Regions from separate parts of the Homo sapiens genome. Here all the other regions are linked to region 2. Evidence: chromatin contacts called from ENCODE Hi-C data. All regions are on one chromosome and are shown on one strand. The core of a region is the stretch at or near the end of the contact, and the rest is flanking DNA. Distances in the headings are between cores, read along the strand shown.

The links. Hi-C counts contacts between places; a loop is a spot of excess contacts on that map. Pooled maps may share reads with other maps.
Region 1: a loop to region 2 is called in a map with no recorded cell type, with 9 times the contacts of the local background. The contact joins the promoter of TXNDC5 here to the enhancer-like site in region 2. A Hi-C loop is called at or near these places in 2 of 37 single-sample maps with no recorded cell type and 3 of 50 pooled maps.
Region 3: a loop to region 2 is called in a map with no recorded cell type, with 15 times the contacts of the local background. The contact joins two enhancer-like sites. A Hi-C loop is called at or near these places in 2 of 37 single-sample maps with no recorded cell type and 4 of 50 pooled maps.

The regions. Positions count from the first base shown.
Region 1 is chr6:7,908,381-7,912,466 of GRCh38, reverse strand. It overlaps TXNDC5 (thioredoxin domain containing 5), which reads left to right and starts at 1,679. Exons shown (of 10, transcript NM_030810.5): 1 at 1,679-1,953. The coding sequence starts at 1,691. The region is part of intron 4 of BLOC1S5-TXNDC5 (BLOC1S5-TXNDC5 readthrough (NMD candidate)); the gene reads left to right. RefSeq lists silencers at 1,395-1,824, 2,195-2,314, 2,515-2,604.
Region 2 is chr6:2,855,633-2,859,938 of GRCh38, reverse strand. It overlaps the pseudogene SERPINB9P1. Among named protein-coding and RNA genes, the nearest start is that of MIR4645, 3.7 kb to the right of the region's middle. RefSeq lists an enhancer at 781-1,360. Within about 2 kb of position 2,283, at least 23 of the 41 ENCODE cell types and tissues checked have a DNase peak (open chromatin) inside an H3K27ac peak, as active enhancers do.
Region 3 is chr6:7,960,899-7,965,490 of GRCh38, reverse strand. The region is part of intron 4 of BLOC1S5-TXNDC5 (BLOC1S5-TXNDC5 readthrough (NMD candidate)); the gene reads left to right. Among named protein-coding and RNA genes, the nearest start is that of TXNDC5, 52 kb to the right of the region's middle. RefSeq lists an enhancer at 1,760-1,809. Within about 2 kb of position 2,135, at least 3 of the 41 ENCODE cell types and tissues checked have a DNase peak (open chromatin) inside an H3K27ac peak, as active enhancers do.

The DNA of each region.
Region 1 (4,086 bases), core at 430-2,929, 5.1 Mb before region 2:
TGGCTCTGAGGGACTCCAGGTGTGAAAGAATGAGCAGCCAACACTTGAGAGAGCTCCTAGAACTGTGTTTCAGTTAAAAACGAAAGACACTGATGCTGTAAGAGTGTATGGCGATGCTTGTGGGAATTTCCCAACAGCACCGTGGAAGGGTTTGGGAGGTTTGAGGTGTTGGAGAACACAGGGATTAGAGTTTGGCAATAACAGTTATTGGAGAGAATCCCTGGATTTCTAGTGTTGAGTGAGTTTCACAGGGACACAAAGCATGATGCAACCACATCACGGAAGGCCTTGAATGGCTGCCCCAGGCATGACTATTTCACCCCATCGGCCAAGGCCATGGGGACAGTGGTGGCGTTTTGGTCCAAGTTTAAGCAGCAAACTGTCTTGGTCAAAGGCAGGCTTTAGGAAAATTAATTTTCCAGCCATGTGAATGAAAGAGACTCTTAGAAAGCTACTGCAATAGGCCAGGCTTAGTCTCCGTTCAGGGTATGAACACTGAGAATGCTGGAAGGAAATCATGGTTACAGGAAATGCGGTTGAATTTTGAGACACACGGGAAAAGAGCGAGCAATACAAGATGCCTCCCATGTTTCAAGCTTAAGTGGCTGGAAGAACAGACTTTGGAGGGAGATTGATGGTTTTGGTGTTTGGCAACCCATGGTTAAAGGTTCATAAGTGGCTGGGCCTAAGGCGGGAGCAGAATAATGACAGGTGAGACAGTGGGCGCGTCCCCTGTTGCCAAGCCAGGAGTTAACTACCTGGGGCTTCCTGGATTGAGGATAATCAAAGAGCAGGCAGGATCCCGGAGAGCAACCCGGTGATTCTAATTTAGCTTCAGATCCCCGGGGTAGGGCTGGAGCTTTCGATTACCATCTGCTGTAAGGTGTGTGTGCAGGTGCGAGTTATGAGTCGCTGGGCAGGGATGCCTTCGGGCCATTCCACAGGCTGAGTTCAGCCATAGCAGGCGTGCTGTCATTCATTTTAGTAACCGGCATAAATGAGGGCACAGTAGGACCCCAGTCAGTCCTGCTAGGTGCCTTCTTGTCTAGAAGAGGCCGCTTTGACTTTCTTTCCTCTTCATCCCTGAGTTGAGGCCGGGCAGGGGTAACCAGCAAGGGGTTCACTTGGGAAGCGGGTTTCATCACCCCTCTGAGCCCAGGTCGAGAATCACAGTTGAGCTCTGGCCAAGAATCTAACTAATTCAGGTGCAAACCCCACCGTCTTTTGCCCGATTTCCTATATTCTGCTGACAGCAGCTCTCTCCTTCCTTTGGCCTGAAATCGCGGGGTGCTTGTGTGAGCTGAGATTAGCCGAGGCTGACCTGCCCCTCCGTGGCTTCCCGCTGGCCTCATCGTTACTTCGTGTGTTCACCGCCGCTCTGAGCAGAGCGGGCCCCTGGGGAAAGGGGTGCGGGCCTGGGTTGCGGAGGCGCAGGAGCCTCGCGGGATTGGGGCGAGCCGTCCCATGGCGGGAAGGCAGGAGGCCGGACTCGGAAGGCTCTCCCAGACTCGGTCCCTCGCTCCAGCCCTTCCCTGCCGGTGCGCGGAGCCGGGGCTCGGGCGGGTAGCGGTCGCGCGCCGGCGCGGGCGGGCGGGGAGAGGAAGGGGCGCGGCCTCTCCGGGGCGGGGCGCGGGGCGGGCGCTGCGAGGGGACCGGAGGCCGCGGCGAGAGCGCGCCCAGCCCCGCCGCGATGCCCGCGCGCCCAGGACGCCTCCTCCCGCTGCTGGCCCGGCCGGCGGCCCTGACTGCGCTGCTGCTGCTGCTGCTGGGCCATGGCGGCGGCGGGCGCTGGGGCGCCCGGGCCCAGGAGGCGGCGGCGGCGGCGGCGGACGGGCCCCCCGCGGCAGACGGCGAGGACGGACAGGACCCGCACAGCAAGCACCTGTACACGGCCGACATGTTCACGCACGGGATCCAGAGCGCCGCGCACTTCGTCATGTTCTTCGCGCCCTGGTAACGCCGCGCAGGCCGGCGCCCTGCCCCGCACTTGGCGCTTCGCGGGGCGTGGGGCGCTTGGGCGCCGCGGGCGGGGGGTCCCGGGGCCACGTGGACGCCGACGGCTCTGGTCTGCGGCGTGCGTGCTACGGGCGCGGGGCTCGGGGCTCAGGGGTGCGGGGTGTAATACTGGGGGCGCGGGGCCGGGAGCGCGGGGACCCTGCGGGTTCGGGGCTCCGGCTGGCGGGGAGCGGGGGGCGCGGGCGCCGCGGCTCGGGGCCGGGAGCCGGGGACTGCAGGGGACCGAGGGCTTGGGGCTCCGGGTCGGGAGGCGTGAGCTCAGCGGGCCGGGCACTGGCGGCTGACGTGGCGCTCGGCGGCCGGGGCGGTGCGGGAGGAGGGGGCGGACCCCTAGGGGACAGCCGGGAAAAGCCCGCCCTGCGCCGCGCTCCTGAATTCAACCGCCTCTTGCACCTCGGCACCGAGGGAGGGGAAGGTGGGGTCGTCGCCCTTTCGGGCAGCCGGGAGTCCAAATGTCACCCCGCGGTCCCTGCCCAGCGCCCCAAACTTCCTGTGCCGGCCGGACGCGCGGCCTGCCCGTGGGCCACGTGCACTCACCAGAGCGGCCTTGCTGCTGCCGCGGCCACCGGGGTCGGCTGGGACAGACTGCGGGCACGTCCCCTTCCAGAGGCTTTAACTGAAAAATAGAACCCAGGAAGGTGTGGTTTCCCACTTTGTGCGTCTTTTGTGGGATAGGAAGGAGTGGTCCGGGCAGAGGAGGGTTGCTGAGCTACCCCGGGAAGACCAAGGTAGTGCGAATTCTGGAACCCCTCCGCCCCCCTGCAGCTCAGGGTGGATGTAATCTCTGAACGGAGCCCACTGGTCCTCAACTCCAGGCTGTCCTGTCACCTCCCTGCTGCTCTCTCGGGTCCAGGTCACTTGTTATGTGTGAGATCGGAAAAGCCCCTCCGTTGAGCAGATGGTCCCTCTTGCTTTGGTTCTCTGGGCGAGGCTTTGGTGTGGGCCTCGCTGCTGACCTGAGAGACCCTACCCTGGCACTCATCCCACGGAAGAGCTTCCTGTCATTCACACAAGCATGTGCACAGCTTTCCTGCCAGTGCCGGGATGCCCCGAGGAAGGGAAGTGACCACAGGCCAGAGCAGAAAGCCATAATTTTAGGACACAAGACCTTTGAGAGGTTGGAATAGCCTGCAGGTTCTTGTTGCAGAACTTGGTATTCTTCCCCAGAGCTCAGTAGAGGCTCACTTGGGAAAGGGATGTAGGGAGGCATAGAGAAAAGGTACCCTAAGAAAAATGGCCAGTTCAGAAATTGTACCTTTCAAACTGGGAGAAACGTTTTTCTCTTAACCTTGTATTCAGGCTATTACTGCGTTTCAGTTCATTTGGAGTTAAATCAACTTTTAGGGCCACTGTGGGTTTATTAACAATGTGTATATGAAGTACATTATGTTTCACATTCCTAAGAACCAACTGACTCGAATTTTTACAACTCCAATGGTTTAGAAATTACTTTGTAACATAAAACAATCAGGCAGTATTAACAGTTTCTCTTTGTTCGGGAGTATTCTCAGCAACTATTTCAATTAAGTGTACTACTTAATTGGAGCCTATTTCAGTGGAATACATCTGTCGATGGGTTTTCTTTTTTCTTTCTTCATTATTTATTTATTTTAGAGATGGGATCTTGCTCTGTTACCCAGCCTGAAACCAGTGGTACGCAGCCGCAGCTCACTGTAGCCTCTAACTCCTGGGCTCAAGTGATTCTCCTGCCTCAGCCTCTGAAGTAGCTGTGACTACAGGCGCAGGTCATCACACCCAGCTTATTTTGTTGTTGTTGTTTTTGTTGTAGTTGGTAGAAACAGGGTCTCGCTATGTTGCCGGGGCTGGTCTCAAACTCCTGGCCTCAATCAGTACTTCTGCCCTGGCCTCCCAAAGTACTGAGATTACAGGCATGAGCCATCGCATCCCATTCTTTACTTTTTTTTTTTTTTTAAAGAAAAACTGACATGCAGATGTAATAAGTCCCCACAGTGCCAAAGGAATTTTAAGTTTAGAATCTTTGCAATAAATACCAGCTAGTCCTGGGCTGAGTGAGAGAAAACTGGCACATCTGGGCACTTGGTATTAAGT
Region 2 (4,306 bases), core at 1,034-3,533:
CCGTGTTCCCCAGCCCCAGGCAAGCCGCTTTCTACTCTCTGCTTTCATGAGTTCTAGTTTAGATTCCAGATATCAATGAAATCATTCAGTATTTGTCTTTCTGTGCCTGGGCCTGGTTTATTTCACTTAGCATAATGTTTTCTAAGTTCATCCATGTCGAAAATGACAATTTTTTTTTAAGATTGGATAATATTCCACCAGATATATGTATACCACACTTTCTGTAGCCATTCATTCATGGACAGACACTTGGCTTGTTTTCATATCTTGGCCATTGTGAATAGTGCTCCAATGAACATGGGAGTGTAGATACCACTTCAAGGTAAGGATTTCATTTCCTTTGGAGATATACCCAGTAGTGAAATTGCTGGATCATACGGTAATTCTATTTTTAATTTTTTGCGGGACTTCCATACTGTTTCCCTGAATGCTTGTACTAATTTAAATTCCCAGCAACAGTGTGCAGGTGTTCCCTTCCTCCACATCTGGACCAGCCCTTGTTATCTTACTTGTTTTTTTTTAAATTTATTTATCATGTTATTTGATTTTTAGAACAACTCTAAGCCATGGACAAAGCGGAAGCCATTACCTTCCTTTCACAAATGAGGAATGGAGGACAAAGGTTTAGAAACCTTTGTCCACTAGACACTTGACACTAGACACTTGTCTAAGATCACACAGATAGGAGACTTAAATTTAGATGTTTGATGACGCAGAGATACAGACAACAGGAAGAGGATGGAGGTTAAACCCAAAAGCTCAAGCAAAGGGCTGCTGAGCTGAGCATCTGTGAGGCTGTACTACACTGAAGGGCCTGCATGAGCGACGGTGTGGAGGGAGAAGACCCATAAGACAGTTACCAGAGGGACCAGCCCAGACAGAGAAGGGGCAGGGGACAGAGCCATTCAGCTGGAGCCATACTGAAGAGGAGTTGGAACTTTTTCCAGGGCCATCATTTATGATCAGTGGAGTCACATGATCTCCTTGGAGGCTGGGACACTGCTTAATCCTTTCTCATCTCCCCAGAACCTAACCTGATATTTGGCACTGTAATAGAAAGTGCACAACAAATGTTTATTGTCCAAACCAGCGGGGATCTCTGGCTCCGAGGATGATCTGGCAGCAGAAGGAGGCTGGTTTGGGTGTGGGGAAGAGGTAGGGTGGGTCAAACAGAGGTGGGGCCATGAGAAAGGGGCATTCACTCAGAGAACCACTGTCAGCTGGAGAAAAACAAAATGAAACCAAACTATTTTTCCCAGGCCTTGAGGCAGAACTTTCTTTTTCTAGAAGCCAGATGAAAGAAAGAAGAGACCAGGCATGGTGGCTTATGCCTGTAATCCCAGCACTTTGGGAGGCTGGGGTGGGCAGATCACAAGGTCAAGAGATCAAGACCAGCCTGACCAATATGGTGAAACCCCATCTCTACTAACATTACAAAAATTAGCCAGGCATGGTTGCGTGTGCCTGTAATCCCAGCTACTCGGGAGGCTGAGGCAGGAGAATTGCTTGAACCCGGGAGGCAGAGGTCGCAGTGAGCCCAGATCCCGCCACTGCACTCCAGGCTGGGAAACAAAGCAAGCCTCTGGCTCAAAAAAAAAAAAAAAAAAAGTACAGGAAGCAGAGAGGGGGTGAGAGGAAGGGAGAAACAGGGTGGAAGGGGGAGGGGGAGGGAGAGGGGGAGACAGGAAGAGGAGCAAAGATAGCAATTCTTAAGGCCTGTTATCTATTAGTTACCCTTGCCTTGGCGGCAGACACAGCTGAGTCCTAACGCAGACTTTTCCATATCCCCTCTCCCGCCTCAACAGTGATCTCTCCTCCCACTTCGAGAGTTAATTCAGTGCTGCTTTAGCTTTACGCCCCCATGAAAACAGGAAAACGGTTTGCAGCTTTATCATAACCTTGCTTATGTCTGTTGTTGTATGTCTCAAATACCCTGTCCTCAGGAAGGCCCACCAACGCTGGCCGGCCTCCAAGCACCCGGGCCTCTGCTCATGTACAGCTCCTGAACTGCCCTGCCTCTGAGTTACTGTAAGTCCCCGCCCACTCGAGAGCACACGACCAGTCTCACCCCCAATTTTAAAATGGCAGCCCCCTTGCCTTTATTTATAGACAGGTGCTTTCCAATCCTTAAGTGATTTTTTAGTGAACAGGTCATAAAGTTTCCTGTCATGGCATGAGGTGGAGGGGACAGCCCTCAGAGAGGGGTGTGGGGACCGTGGCTGGCGGTCACATCACACCGGCCTCTCCCGCCTGCAGCCTTGCCCTTTGCAGATGACTCAGGTGGGGAAAGCTCAGAAGGAAAGCCACCAAGTCCGGATGCCCCACCCCACACGCAGAATCTAGCTTCTCAGGGAAAGCAAGAAGGGGATGCTTCAGGGGACTTTGCTGAGGCCAACCTTTGGCATCTTTTTTGAAAAGACATTTGTGTCCGTTTGCTCATTTTTTTCATGATCAAGGAGGGTCCTCCCAGGCTGCCCTTGGCGGACCCCTTTCCTTGTACCCCGTCCACCTTGTCCTCTGGCTTCCAGCGGGTCCACTCCTCTTTCCTGCTTCCTAAACCTCGCCCAGAGCCTGCGACCCTCTCACCCTGGCCCAAACTCCCAGACACAGATTTGCAGCAGCGCAGCCAATGATGTTTTCTTTATGTGACTTCCTGGGACACTGCTTAGTGCCTCCTCCCATGTCTTCCTTGGGCTGCAGCATCTCTCAGGGCTCACAGAGGCCCCTCTAACTCCAAGGGGACTTCTTGGTCTGTTTCACAGGCCAGGAGACGGTGTTCGGATACATCCCCGCTGTATGTTTCATCCATGGCAGTCTGGCCTTCCCATGAAGAGCCTCTGTGTGAGCAAATTGAAAATAGGGCTTCTTGCCCCAACCTTCCATGGAAATGGCTATGGTTTCAGTCTCCATAAAGGTTACTTGCTCTTTTTCTGAAAATCCAAAAGGACAGTGTTAACTCTTTGTACAAATTGCACTGGCCATTTGGTCTTAGCGCAAACTTTTTGGACCATGTTTCATTTTCGTTTTGAGGTGAAAGAAAATATCAAAGCCTCCTAGCATTTTGAAACTCCTCAAATATCAAGTGCAAAACTGCTGATGGGATCAAAGATGCCGGCTAAATTCTTGGCCAATAAGATAAGACTCTTTCCTGTCAACTGACAAGCAATACATGAATATGTGCAGGGTAGCTGATAATCTATGAAATTATCGGCTGGGTACAGTGGCTCACGCCTGTAATCTCAGCACTTTGGGAGGCCAAGGTGGGTGGATCACCTTAGGTCAGGAGTTCGAGACCAGCCTGGCCAACATGCTGAAACCCTGTCTCTACTAGAAATACAAAAATTAGCCAGGCATGGTGGCAGGCACCTGTAGTCCCAGATACTTGGGGAGGCTGAGGCAGGAGAATGGCTTGAACTCGGGAGGTGGAGCTTGCAGTGAGCCAAGATCGTGCCACTGCACTCCAGCCTGGGCAACAGGGTGAGACTCCATCTAAAAAAAAAAGAAAAAAAAGAAATTACCACCAATTACTAACTAGTAACTAATAAGTTACTTGAAATGAACTTGATCCTTGTCTTAAACCAGTGGTGGGGTACAGGAAACTTGAAGATTCTTGAGCTGCAGCCCTGTTTTGATTTGTAGTTTTTGTTGCAATATACACCTCTCTACTAGGCACAGGTGACACATGGGAGCTTGTGTCGACATGTGGGAGCCCTGTACAGGGTCCAGACCTTGAGGTGCCAGGCAGCAGAGCCTGTGGCTGGGAATGGGGGTGCGTGGGGCTTATCTTGGGCCTCACATAGGGCCTCAAAGTTAAAATGTTGAAATTATTTCCTAGTAATCTTACTATACTTAGAGTCACAGAGACAGATACACTGAAAAGACGGACAGAAATTACTTTAATGATAAAAGTTAAGCTCATGTTCCATGAAAGAAATGCCATAAGAATGTTTTCTAAATCCTATGCTTAACTTCGGAATAGCGCAATTAGATTGCATTGCATTTTTGAAAGATCACTTGTTAAATACAAAATTTTAAAACATACCACAATATTTGGCACTTCATTTTCTTTATTAAACAAGGAGACTCAGAAAATCATAGTGGCCTGGGCCCATGTGAACCTCTGTGAAAGCCTCCCACAGGGAGAGAGGACTGGGATGCCATGGTCCTAGGTGGGAATGGGGGGAGCAGTGTAGGCCTCGGTGCGGACCCAATGCTGGGGCCCTAAGGCTCTCTCCTCTTTTCTTCCAGGTGGAAAATGAGCTTATATATGAAGAAGTCAGCGAGTGGACAAAGCCAGGCGCAATGG
Region 3 (4,592 bases), core at 886-3,385, 5.1 Mb before region 2:
TGCTGAGTAGCATCTTATTACTGTATGAACATACCACAACTTGTGTATTCATTCACTCACTGATAGATGTTTGAGTTGTTTCCCACCTTTTGGCTATTTTGAATTAAGCTGCTGTGAATATTCATAGACAAGTCTTTTGTGGATGTGTTTTCATCTCTTTTTTGCAAAATCCTGGGGGCAGATTTGCTAAATGATATGTTAAGTGCATCCTTAACTTTGTAAGAAACTGCCAAACGTTTCCAAAATGGATGTTTTATTTTATATCCCCACCAGTGGTACAGGAGAGTTTCAGTTGCTCCACATCCTTGCCAACACTTGGTATTGGTAGTCTTTCTTTTTTTTAAGTATCAAGTATGCACTGAAAGATACATCAACATTAATACAGAAGAAACAGAGTCAAATCATTTAATCGAAATAATATAATAATATAATTCTGGCCGGGTGCGGTGGCTCACACCTGTAATCCCAGCACTTTGGGAGGCCGAGGTGGGTGGATCACAAGGTCAGGAGATCGAGACCATCCCGGCCAAAACGGTGAAACCCCGTCTCTACTAAAAATACAAAAAAATTAGCCAGGTGTGGTGGCACACGCCTGTAGTCCCAGCTACTCGGAAGGCTGAGGCAGGAGAATAGTGTGAACCTGGGAGGCAGAGCTTGCAGTAGGCCGAGATCGCGCCACTGCACTCCAGCCTGGGCAACAGAGTGAGACTCCAACTCAAAAAATAATAATAATAATAATAATATAATTATACATCTCGGGAAATTGAGAGCTGGAAACTTGGCAGGGGCTTCCACATTATGGAACAATTTCTATAGCTGCAATGAACTTAAAAAAAATACACTTAAACATTTATAAATGTATGCTTTGCCTGGAAGGAGTCTGGCAAAAACAACAAATAATCTTAAATGTATACATTTCATAAAAGTGCTAATGATTTTTCCCAACGCTTCCCATTCACCTTCACCCTACAGAGAGTTCTGACTTGGCTCATTTAATTTCTTCCCTTCCTCAGTCACTCAAAAGTGTTCTTCCATTTCTTGGTCACTTATTTGGACTTTTTTGATGTCCAGGCTGTAGGAAAAGCAGTTTATTTGAGAGGTAAAAGTGGCATTTGGGCTAGAGCTTGGTTAGAGCTAATTCTGAGAATGTTCTAGAAAGAGTTATCAGAGTAGTTGTTAAGTATGAAAAAAGCAGACAGCAGAAAATTATTGTGGCAGACTATATACATTACCTTCTCATCATAAAAACAAAGCACTCATTGTTTTTACTGAATTGCCTGGTGGTAGATGGGGTGTGTTCTTAACTAAGCACTGCCTTGACAAGACAGAGGGATGTGGTGCCATCATCTTTTCAATAGGAAATGTATATGTGCATATATTTGTGTATATGTATTTTTCCTATATTGATTGCTTATATACATATTCACATCCTTATACATATCTATGTTTTATAACTTGAACCTTGTTTTTTTAACTTTATTGAGGTATAATTTATAAAAAATTATATAATTCAAGTTGTACAACATGATTTTTGATACATGTATACATTGTGAAATGATTATCACAAGCTAATTAACATATTCATCACCTCAGATAGTTACCTTTTTGGGGGTGTGTGTGTGCGTGCGTGCTCGTGCAGTGAGAATACTTAAGACCTCCTCTCTTAGCAAATTACGGGCATATAATGCATTATTATTAACTACAGTTACTGTGCTGTACATTAGGTCTCTAGAACTTGCTTTGTTTTTTTGGGATAGAGTCACTGGAGTGCAGTGACGTGATCTTGTGATCTTGGCTCACTGCAACCTTCGCCTCCTGGGTTCAAGCGATTCTCTGCCTCAGCCTCCCACGTAGCTGGGATTACAGGCGTGCACCACTATACCCAGCTAATTTTTGTATTTTTAGTAGAGATGGGGTTTCACCATGTTGGTCAGGCTGATCTTGAACTCCTGGTTTCAGGTGATCTGCCTGCCTTGGCCTCCCAAAGTGCTGGGATTGCAGGTGTGAGCCACTGCACCTGGCCAACTTACTCATTTTGTAAGTGAAACTCTGTACCCTTTGACCAACATCTCCCCATTTCCCCACCCACAACTCCTGCCAACCACCATTCTCCTCTCTGTTTCTATGAGTTGGTTTTTGTTTTAGATTCTGTATATAAATGAGATTATTAGTAGTCTTTTTATTTTTAGCTGTTCTCGGTTCGGTATAATGGTATCTCTTTGTGGTTTTAAGTTGCATTTCTCTGATGACTAAAGATAGTGAGCATCTTTTCATGTTATTTTTGGTCATTTGTACATTTCGGGGGGTAGTGCCGATCTCTTTAGTTTATGGGCTGTGTGGTTGTGTGTTGTTTGTTCCATCGTTGAATAGTAAGAGTTATTTATATTTTCTAAATTTAAGTGCTTTGCCAGACTCATTAATTACAAATATTTTCTCCTGGTTGATGGCTTGCCTTTTAATTTTCTCAACAATTAGTTCATGTTTTAAAAAGTTGTACTGAGCAAAATTTAGCCAGGCATGGTGGCAAGTACCTGTAGTCCCAGCTATTGGGGAGTTTGAAGGGGAGGATCAATTGAGCCGGGAGGCAGAGGTTGCAGTGAGCCATGATGGCATCACTGCACTCCAGCCTGGGTGACCGCGCGAGACCCTGTCTCAAAAAAAAAAAAAAGTATTTAGTTGCCAATTCTTTATTTCCAATTCTTCATTGCAACTTTATTGACACATAGTTGACCACAATAAATTACATATGTTTAAGGTGTACAATTTGATGAGTTTTGACATGTATACACCATTGAAGCCATCATCACAATCAAGATAATGCACATTTCCTTCAGCTCCCCAAAAAACAGTTTATTTTGAAGAGCAAAAGTTTTTAATTTTGATGAAGTCCAATTTATCAAATTTTTCTTTTATGGTAAGTGATTTTTATGTTATTTTTGGGAAATCTGTGAAAATCTTTGCCTCAAGGAGCAAAATTTGTCTCCTATAATTTTACTTACATTTTCTCATATTTTTTCTAAATAATTGTAACTATAGTGTTAATTTTCTCCTTTAACCACTTATTGAGTTTTTAAACATTTTCTAAATAGCTTTTTAACCAAAAATTTTTAATTAGCTTTTAATTTTTTAAGTTATGATGAAATAATGTGTACTTTTAATTATATTTTTCATTTTTATATGTATTTCTTATATATTCAATCTGTATTTTTTGATGAATTGAGCCGTCAAGGCTAATACAGGGATGTTGAAGTGTCTCCCTTTCTCTCTTTATCCCGTTACCCTGTGTCGTGAGTTCCATCGCCGTGGTTCTTTCTAATTTGGTTTTGAGGTCTCCACTTTTGAGAGTGGCCAAAACCTGGCCGGGCGCGGTGGCTCACACCTGTAATTCCAGCACTTTGGGAGGCCGAGGTGGGCGGATCACGAGGTCAAGAGATCCAGACCATCCTGGCTAACACGGTGAAAACCCGTCTCTACCAAAAACACAAAAATTTAGCCGGGCGTGGTGGCGGGCGCCTGTAGTCCCAGCTACTCGGGAGGCTGAGGCAGGAGAATGGCGTGAACCCGGGAGGCGGAGGCTGCAGTGAGCCGAGATCGCGCCGCTGCACTCCAGCCTGGGTGACAGAGCGAGACTGCGGCACACACACACACACACACACACACACACACACACACGCCAAAAACCAAGAAGCCACTCTCTGGGAGAGCCCTAACAGCGTGGGGTGGGGGAGCTAGGTTCACCTGTGTCCATCAAGTGAGACAAAATGAGGGAATGAAACCAAAATGGCTGAAACAGAAGAACTGTATAACTTACAGATCCCGGAAAGGTCAGAGCTGCCAACAGGAGGCTAAGGAAAAGTCCAGGGGTGTCAGAGAGCTCAACCAGGGAGAGGGAGTGGGGAGTAAGGGAGAGAGGGGAGAGCGAGAGAGAGAGAGGACCTGTGGGATTATGCCTTTATTAAGATCCGTGGACCTTATCCCTTAGGGTTTCCCATGGGGGTTGTGGATTGGCTAATTTAAAAAAACGTGTGGTTGGGCACGGCGACTCATGCCTCTAATCCCAGCACTTTGTGAGACCGAGGCTGGTGGATCACTTGGGGTCAGGAGTTCGAGATCAGCCTGGCTAACAAAGTGAAACCCCGTCTCTACTAAAAATACCAAAAAAAAAAAAAAAAATAGTAGCGCGTGGTGGTGCACGCCTGTAATCCCAGCTACTTGGGAGGCTGAGGCAGATGAATTGCTTGAACCTGGGAGGCGGAAGTTGCAGTGAGCCGAGATTGCAGCACTGCATTCCAGCCTGGGTGACAGAGCCAGACTCCATCTCAAAAAACAAACAAACAAATTAATTAATTAGTTAAATTTAAAAATGTGCAAAAGGGGGAACTTACATCACTCTGGTGTTGATCATTAGGTTTTACTGTGGTCAGCAGCTGTGGGGTGAAGAGCAAGCAGGCTGTTTCACAAACAACCACACAGGGAGGGAACATTTTAACTAGACCAAAGGTGATAGGGTACGACTGGGTTTCAATAACTTACCGCAGGCCCAAAATGGATGCCAAAGCAGCAACTATACTAGATAAATGTATGCTGCCCTG